Regions from separate parts of the Homo sapiens genome. Here all the other regions are linked to region 1. A link is a contact called in ENCODE Hi-C data. All regions are on one chromosome and are shown on one strand. The core of a region is the stretch at or near the end of the contact, and the rest is flanking DNA. Distances in the headings are between cores, read along the strand shown.

The links. A loop is a pair of places that touch in the nucleus more often than their neighbours do. Pooled maps may share reads with other maps.
Region 2: a loop to region 1 is called in a map of CD8-positive, alpha-beta T cell, with 5 times the contacts of the local background. The contact joins the promoter of PAXIP1-DT here to the promoter of NCAPG2 in region 1. A Hi-C loop is called at or near these places in 1 of 168 maps with a recorded cell type or tissue (CD8-positive, alpha-beta T cell), 1 of 37 single-sample maps with no recorded cell type and 9 of 50 pooled maps.
Region 3: a map of CD8-positive, alpha-beta T cell shows a loop between it and region 1 (23-fold over the local background). The contact joins the promoter of PAXIP1-AS2 here to the promoter of NCAPG2 in region 1. A Hi-C loop is called at or near these places in 2 of 168 maps with a recorded cell type or tissue (B cell and CD8-positive, alpha-beta T cell) and 5 of 50 pooled maps.

Annotation. Positions count from the first base shown.
Region 1 is chr7:158,703,220-158,706,174 of GRCh38, forward strand. NCAPG2 (non-SMC condensin II complex subunit G2) reads right to left here and starts at 1,585. Exons shown (of 28, transcript NM_017760.7): 1 at 1,505-1,585. RefSeq lists an enhancer at 346-924 and silencers at 1,502-1,601, 1,752-1,841, 1,962-2,241.
Region 2 is chr7:155,001,908-155,004,682 of GRCh38, forward strand. PAXIP1-DT (PAXIP1 divergent transcript) reads left to right here and starts at 1,526. Exons shown (of 1, transcript NR_028090.1): 1 at 1,526-2,775. PAXIP1 (PAX interacting protein 1) reads right to left here and starts at 1,217. Exons shown (of 21, transcript NM_007349.4): 1 at 942-1,217. The coding sequence starts at 1,022. RefSeq lists silencers at 358-507, 678-1,047, 1,078-1,767, 1,788-1,867 and an enhancer at 2,112-2,613.
Region 3 is chr7:154,926,606-154,929,766 of GRCh38, forward strand. It overlaps PAXIP1-AS2 (PAXIP1 antisense RNA 2), which reads left to right and starts at 1,912. Exons shown (of 8, transcript NR_024476.1): 1 at 1,912-2,162; 2 at 2,351-2,419. RefSeq lists enhancers at 1,993-2,052, 2,073-2,172, 2,323-2,542.

The DNA.
Region 1 (2,955 bases), core at 335-2,834:
AAGAAAATGGGGAGGGAAGGGAGAGTGGCCAGTAACAAGCATAATGAATAGTGGCTAGGACAAATTCATGATTTTAGAAAAATAATCCAATAAGGTGCAGCAAACACATGGAATCATACATCTTCGCCCGGCAAGTCTGTGAACACTCTCCACTTTTTCATAGTTCTGGTCACTTTTCTTGTTTGCTCTATTTCCAAGTGTACCTCTTTGGCATGTTAGTCCAACTTACAGTAATACACTTCCTCTAGACTACCAAACTTATTCCTATATTTCCCATTTTCCCTCTTATATTAGTGACTGTAATTTTTTAATGGTTAATTTTTCAATCTATCTCCCAAAGTGGCAATATTCCATGTTTCTTGTACCATATGTGCATAAGACCTCAGCCCTGCAGCCAGAATGCTACTTTCAAGGTAAGGAGTCATCTCACCATCCAGTTATCAGTCCGAAGAGCAGGTTACTCTTCGCACAGGAGGTCTGGTACTAAATCAAGATGAGCATTAAAAAGAAGAAATCCCTGTTACCTTCTCACCACCTGTGACTTCCCACTCCGTCCCCAAACTCCTTCCTCATGGACACAACAAGAGGCACCAAACCAGCAACAAGAGTTCAGGAGACTGATGTCTCTGAGGACAATGCCCACGTCCACAGCTGGGGAGATACTCTCTGAGGGCAGTGCCTACACCCAGGGCTCAGGGGGACTCTCTCTAAGGGCAGTACCGACACCCAGGACTGAGGGGACTCTCTCTGAGGGCAGTTCCCATGCCCAGGACAGAGGGGGTCGCTCTCTGAGGGCAGTGCCCATGCCCAGGACTGAGGGGACGCTCTCTGAGGGCAGTGCCCATGCTCAGGACTGAGGGGGTCGCTCTCTGAGGGTAGTGCCCATGCCCAGGACTGAGGGGACGCTCTCTGAGGGCAGTGCCCATGCCCAGGACTGAGGGGGTCGCTCTCTGAGGGCAGTGCCCATGCTCAGGACTGAGGGGGTCGCTCTCTGAGGGTAGTGCCCATGCCCAGGACTGAGGGGACGCTCTCTGAGGGCAGTGCCCATGCTCAGGACTGAGGGGGTCGCTCTCTGAGGGTAGTGCCCATGCCCAGGACTGAGGGGACACTCTCTGAGGGCAGTTCCCATGCCCAGGACAGAGGAGGTCGCTCTCTGAGGGCAGTGCCCATGCCCAGGACTGAGGGGACACTCTCTGAGGACGGTGCCCATGCTCAGGGCTGGGGGGTCGCTCTCTGAGGGCAGTGCCCGCGCCCGGGGCTGGGATTTTCCTCCGACACGGACAAGAAGGACGGGCGTCGCTGAGCTGGGTAGGGGGGATGGCCCGGGGTCGCCAGTTCCGTCCAGTTCCGTCAGAGGCAGCACTGCCCGCACGCAGGTCGGCCGCCTCCTTAGGGGAGGGGAGGCTGGGACCCCGACCAGCCGAGGAGGGGCTTCCCGCCCGATCCCTGCTACTTCCCAGCCCCTGCTCTGAACCCAATCCCGGCTCGGCACCGCAGCTCTTACCTGGGCTCGGGGACCCGCCGTTTCCCGCGCTCGGACCAGATTCAAACGCACCCGCCGGCGCCCCAGACGGGCCCCGCCCTCCCGGTCGTCATCAGGCGCCGCTCTCGCGAGAGCTGGGGCGCCGCGAGCCTCGGGCCTCGCCCACACGCCCGGCCCGCCCCGCCTCCAGATCATGCCCCGCCCACATGCCCGCCAGTCTTCTTCCTGTCTATGCCCCGCCTCTTAGGGCGCGGCCTCGAGCAGCTAAGCCCAGTGCCCTACCGGGCACTACGGAACGCGCACGCGGGGCGCCACAGCTGGGGAACCCATGCCCGGTCCGCGCGCCGACGTCCACTGCGCGCTCGTGCGCGTCCTGGGGCCTCCGCGGAGGGAGTGCGCGGTCCAGGAGAGGGCGGGGCGCTGCGAGCGGGCGGTGTTGTGGGAAGGAGGAAGGAGAGGAAGAGAGAGAGGGGGAGAGAAAGGAAAGGCTTGGGGCGGGGAGAGGCCACAGGGCCGTGTCTGGATCCCCGGGAGGACCCCACCCCGACCTGGCCGGCCCCCGTGACCGCCCTCCCTGCCGAGGGGGCACCTGTCCGGGTGGTCCGCAGCCTGCACACGGTAGGTGCACCCTGGGCAGGTGCTTCCCCCGCAGGAGCCCCTCCGGCCAGGTGCGGCCCCTAACAGGTGCTTCTCCTGCAGTTGCTCCTCCAGCAGGTGAGGCCCCCGGCAGGTCAGCTGCCCATAGGGTGGAGAGGGAGAGGCCTTAGCGGGGACCCTCGGAGGCACCCGTGTGAAGGAGGAGTAGCAATGTCATTCAATTCTTTGGACTTAAATGCCAAAATCACATACTGATGTATCAATCTCTTTTAATTTGTGTCAGCGAATAACTTGATTGGGCGTTCCCAATTTTTGTTGAAAGCAAATTCTTAGAAAACGGTGCTCTTTACCACCGAGCTCTGCATCCCTTCGTGAGGACTTGGCCTTCCCTGGAGCTATATTCTTTCATGCTTGAGATGTCTAGAGTGGTATCTGTTTTCCTGGCTTAACTCAAGCCAGAGGTCTTGGCGAGATTGAAGTCGTTGCACTGTGGGAGCACAGCACCAACCAATAGGAACATCATGGGAGCCACAAGTGCACTTGTAAATTTCTAGTGACCACATTAGAAAAATGAAGATAAATAGGTGACATTAATTTTTAAATATGTTTTATTTAGCCTAGTATATCAAAAATATTTATGTTACTTGTTGGAATATCGTTTCAACAAGCAATATAAAATTATAGCAGGGAGAAGACTGGTTTACTAGGAAGCTTGCAACAGTGAAGCAAGGCAGGCTGCAGAGGGGAGGGAGAAGACCCACTCAGAGGATGCTGAGTCTGGGACCCTTGTCAACAGGTGGCCGATATCTAACATTGCCTATTTCATCCTGGGGCTCCAGCCACCTCTGACCTCCTCCTCCCTCCATACACAGATC
Region 2 (2,775 bases), core at 276-2,775, 3.7 Mb before region 1:
GTTCATCTGCGAAATATGAGTCTCCGCCCTTCCAGGCCTAACTCTGATCACTGGGGATCCCCATCCTCCAAGGTGGGGGCCACTGATGTCACACCCAAGGCAACACAACTGTACAGCTAAACTTTTAAGAAGGAAATATTTTGAAGATTAACCTGAAGAGGATATTCAACTAAGATGCATTCCTACCACGGACTGATAACTGTGTGACATCAAACAGATATATTATTATAGGAATACTAAGGAAAACCCACAATATCCTTTGGCGTGAGCCCAAACTACACAAAATTAAATGTGTAATGTGATGGTGTTACCAGGGTACCGTAAAATTAATCGTCCAAGTGGGAAAATCAAGGAAGACGAATGCCAGCCCCCACGTGCAGGGACACAGGCTGGAAGGGAGCGCTCCTCAGCCCCGCACAGGACGGCAGCTGCCCGGGTGGCGGAGGCGGCCAAGCCGGTGCACGGCCACGACCCCCGCCGGCCGAGCGAGGCTGGGGTCCCCGCGCGAGCTGCCCCGGCTGGGGATCCCGGCGCCCCTCGTCCGCCCTCGGAGCTGCTCTCCCGGGAGCCGAGACGCCCGGCGCGGGGAATGGGGAGACGCGACCCCGCGCCCGTCCCGCTCAGCAAAGGAGCAGAGAACGAGGCGGCCCGGTGGGTCGGGGGCGGCGACCCCAGGGCCGCAGGCCGGGGGCTCAGGGCGCGCACTAGGGGCCGAGGTACAGAGCCCCAGCCGCCTTCCCTCCCGCACTCCCCCGGGCCCGGGCCTCCCGCGCCCACCCCGCGGTCGCCCCTGCCCTCAGCGCAGTCAGGCCAGCGGCCTCGGCGGACCCGACGCTCTGCGCCCGGCGCGCGCCCGCGGCAGGAGCGGGGACGGGGACGGGGACGGGGACGGACGGGGACGCGGACGGGGGAGGAGGCCGCGGCAGGGGCGGGCGCGGTACCTGCGGGTCGATGTCGCCCACCGCGTAATACTTGACCTCCCTGAACATCTCCTCAGGAACTTTGGGCGCCTGGTCCGACATGATCGCGGCGGCCCGGGAGGCTCCGCGGCGGCGCCCGGCCCCGCCCACCCCCCGCCCCCGGCCCCCGCGGCGCCCGGCGCCCCCACTCGCCCCGCCAACGGCCCTGCCCGCGCAGCCCGGGCCCGGTCCTGCGAATCGGGGTCCGCTCCCCCGCCCTCCGCGCCCCCGCCCGCGCCCGCGCCGAGCGCCCGAAGCGCGGGAGCCGCGCGCGCCCTGCGGGACGCACCATCCCGCCCCGGCCACCGAGGGGGAGCGCCGAGGAGCCGCCCGGCCTCCAGTGACGCCCCGCGCCTCTGCCGCCAGCCACGGCTCCGGGGTAGCTGGCGCCGGCAGCCCGCTCTGGCCCTTGCGGTTCCGTGGCCGCCGCTCTGCAACGAGGGGGCCCCGAGGACGAGGGGAAACCAGCTCCCCCCTCGGCGGGGCCGGAGTGAGCCGGTCCCGGGGAGGAGGGGAGCTGGCAGGCCCCTCCCGTCGCCACATGCGGCTGCTCGGGGGCGGCGCATGCGCGCGGCGGAGGGGGGGGTGGGGCCTTGGGGCCGCGAGTGGGAGCGGGAGCGGTTCTGCGGCCTCCTCGGGCTTCTTGGCCCTGGGCGGAGTGGGATTGGGTGTCCCGGCTGTTCGCAGTGGCCGCGAGTGCGGCCGGACCTGGAGTAGTACCTGAGCCGCTCTGGCCGAGCAAGGCGCGGGGCCCCGGTCTACACCGCGCTGGACCCGGCTATGCCGTGACGGAATTCCCGAGGCCGTAGCGCCACGCGAGACGCGCACTGGTGGCCTCCGCGGCGAGTCCTGGGGTCTCCGCAAGGCCTCAGTGCCCGAGCTGGGGACGTGCTGGGGGGAGGCCCGGCCCCGTCGCTGCCCGAGGCCCCGCTGTCCCGGCCGGACCGGCCTGGTCCCTGGCGTCCTGTCGGGTCCGCGCTGGAGGAGAGTCCCAGACAGCAGAGCCCGCGGTGCAGCTCCAGCCCCGGGAAGCCCCGCGCTCAACAGGTTAATACTACACAGCGGCGATTCTAATGGTCACGCTTTTATTTACAGCTCGCCTCCCTTCCGCCAAGATTCACAGAACACGGCAGAGTGGCCTCGGGATCACCTGCCCAAGACACCTGCACGACCGGAAGTTGGGAGAAGAAATTAAGGCCATGATGATGAACGCAGCCTTTCTCGTTTATTTCCAATCCCACAACAAACCGGAGTCCAGGAACTCATGGGTGATTATCGGACTATTACCTAGTCGTAAAACTGTGGAGCATTGGTGTCTAAAGGAATCTGAGACAGACCCGCAGTGTCTCCCCCACATGCCTTAAGTCACTTCTGCCAAGCAGAAAATCATTTTTAAGTAAATGTTAGTGAAATTGGTTTTAAAAAAGAGAAGGGGCCGGGCGCGGTGGCTCACGCCTGTAATCCTATCCTTTAGGAGGCCGAGGTGGGCGGATTGCCTGAGTTCAGGAGTTCGAGACCAGCCTGGGCGACACGGTGAAACCCCGTCCCTACTAAAATACAAAAAATTAGCCGGGCGTGGCGGCACGCGCCTGTAGTCCCAGCTACTCAGGAGGCTGAGGCAGGAGAATGGCTTGAACTCGGGTGGGGGAGGTTGCAATGAGCCGAGATCGCGCCGCTGCACTCCAGCCTGGGCGACAGAGCGAGACTCTGTCTCTGAAAAAAAACAAAACAAAACGAGAAGGCTTTCAAAATTACTCTGCGGTACACTAATTTAACAGATTAGATCACTTTCCAGGCTTTAAGTTGGCCTTTGTTC
Region 3 (3,161 bases), core at 662-3,161, 3.8 Mb before region 1:
AAGTGGAAGGTTAGGTCCATTAGGGAGTTTCTAGGGGTATTGTGAAGGCCAAAATTGTGTGAATAGTTGTTTTAATTGTAAATTCATAATTGTATTAGCCTCGCTCTTTTGTTTGGCTTCCCTCTCTCTTTCTTCTTCAGTTAAGGTATCAGATAACCGGTCAATGAGACTGACCAAATCATGAGTATCAGAAGTGGCCCAACTTTGTCTTTTCATTGTTAGTTCCAATTCATCTAACTCATTTGTTAAACTGGAGTCGAGTATCATTTCGATGATTAGCACAGCTTTCTTCGGATAAAACTAAATATTCTTTAAAATTTTTTCCACAGCCCTCAAAGTATATTACTGACTCATCTGAATTTTGTTGATATTGTATTTTGTTCCAGTTGACTACTCTGAAAAACTGAGGAGATAGCCTGATGCAAAGCCTTTGCTGTTCTTCAAGCCTGTCTATGGTCCTCTTCTGAACATTTATGAAGATCCCTAACAGATTTCTCCAGTGAGCTTTGTCTAGCCAGCCTTTAGCTTTAATTTTTGCTACTAACATGTGAATCTGTTGCTAGAAGTCAGAATAACTAGGGTCATAAGCTTGGATATTTAATTCAAATTTCCTAGCAAAACCAATAGGAACCTGGTGAAGATCAAGGAATTCTTTTAACTATGCCTGTAAGTTTGATCATGATTGATAAAGCAGGTTCCCCTCTACCAGATGCTGGATGAAATGGAGCCAAACCAGTGGGAGCAGGAGGAGGGGCAGGAGGAGGAGGAGGAGAAGGTCAATCAGGGCTGGGTAGTTCTGACAAGGAGGCTTAGAGAGACAGGGGAGCAGGGAGAGAAGAAGACATTTCAGTGTTTTTTAAAATTCAGTAATGGTTTTAGAGTGCTTTTTATTTTCTTCCTCTAAGGGAAGAATTCTGTCAAAACCTCTTTTGGATGCTTCTGGGTGCCATTGGAAGTAACTCTCTTAATTATTTTATTTGATTCCATAGCTGGCTTTTTAAAATTGTGCATATAAATAAACTAATCTAGCTATTTCAAAGATAATTCTCTTTGATCATTGTAATTTAGGATCTTCTTAGGTCAAATAAGACCATTTCTCCAACTATCGACAGGAGGTGGCGCCATAAGTCTTGTACATAAACCCCGCTGGAGTTTCCAAAGGTGCATTGCTTAATGAGGGCTTGGTTATAGATGGATAATTGCTCATAATTTGGATTCTCTTTTAAAATGCCCAAAGGCTAAAAGGGAAAAGTGTTTGGGGTCCAGTGTGCTGCTTAGTAGGGATTATTCCTGGAGGTATCACCTACAAGTAGCTTCTTCCCTCTTACCTACCTCAGAGAAACCCAGACATTTCTGGGAGTTCAAGGCACTGGGTGACGAACCCCTTGTGTGTTGTGTGCCCCGGGGGTTAAGCAGCTCTCCCTGTGAGTTCTTCTCTGGGGTTTGTTGTGAGCTTCCACACCCTTGTGTTACCTCCATTGCCTAAGGTGCCTTTCAGCTGGGAGAAAGAGTCCTTTTTGTCTTCAGCTTATCACGTCCTCATTCCAACCTTTTACAAATTTTGGGTGACTCAGGAAGAAACTTTAAATCTCAATGTTAACCAAGATCCAAAGCCTGGCTGGTTTAAAGCCACAAATTTGGCTTAAGCCACAAACATTCACTTTCTCCTTTTACAAAGAAAACTGCTTTCTCTTTAACCAAATGTCAAATGAGAGAAAAGGTTACAAACTTGAGCAAGTAAAAAAATGTCCAATGAGAGAAAAGGTTACAAACTTGAGCAAGTAAAATGTCCAATGAGAGAAAAGGTTACAAAAGAGCAAGTAAGACGAACGAAAACTTAACCTAATAGAAAAGTGAAACCACAAACCTGCCAATAGCAGAATCTTTAGAGAAATGACGCGAAACTCCTGCCTTAAAGCCCTAAATGGCGGCTTCAATATCAGTCCCACTGAGCATGAAATTCATTTACTTAAATAAAATCTGAATCTCAGCCCAAACCTGGGAGATTCAAAACCTGAGAGCGGTCTTACCAAAGACGCCCGTATGTCTGGTGAAGTCAGTTGGATGCAAGCAGTTTGTGCTGGTACCAGGGCCCCAGCTACTGATGAAGTGGCAGGAGTCCACAGAAGCCTACTTCGAAGTTCCCGGGGCTTCCAGGGGAGGTGAGAACACAAGTGATGGGAGAGCCTGGGGAGGGACTGTCTGGTGAGTAAAGGTTGTGCTGCTCTGTGGATGAAATGTCTCTGAGGTCGTAAACATCTCAGAGCCGCCTTCGGGAGAACGGGTGATAGTCATCTGGGCTGATGTCACCTCCAGTGTCCTCTCCTGTGATCTGTGTTAATCCTCCCAGATTGACGAGATTCCTGGGGAGGCGATTCATGACAGCTGAGTTCCTTTTGGAGGATCCGTCTTCAGGCAGGTAAGGGGAGCTCAGAGGAAACCTCTGCCTGCATCCGCTGATTCCCAAGTGCCCTCAGCTCACAGGGATCAGCACTCCCAAGTGCCATGGGGGTGGCATTTCCTGAACTCCTTCAAAGCAATAACAACAGGCTGGGCGTGGTGGCTTACGCCTGTAATCCCAGCACTTTAGGAGGCTGAAGTGTGAGGATTGCTTGAAGCCAGGAGTTCAAGACCAGCCTGGGCAACATAGGGAAACCCTGTCTCTACAAAGAATTAAAAGAAAACTTAGCCAGGAATGGCAGTGCACACATGTGGCCCCGCCTACTCGGGAGACTGAGGTGGGAGGAGTGCTTGAGCCAGGTGGTTGAGGCTGCAGGGAGCTGTGATTGCACCACTGCACTCCAGCCTGGGCAACAGAGTGAGACTCTATCTCAAAACAAACAAACAACAACAACAAAAGTGAAACAATAACAACAACTTTTACAAAACGGACATTTGGGATCTACATGCCACACTCCTAAATGCGTCTCTTAAGCAACAGGTGTCACAGTCTTAAACCTTGTCCTTACCCTCTTCATTCTAGGCACCTGTTTCATTCCAGGTAGGGCTTCCTCCTGGTTTCCTAACACAGCGGGTTGAGATGAACAGCAGAGAAGGACACTGCACACCTCTGCAGGGTCTCCCCTCTGGCCCACCAGCCCTCCCTTCTCCAGCAGTGAAGACCTCACTATGTCATCCAGGCAGGAATAATATAGACAGAA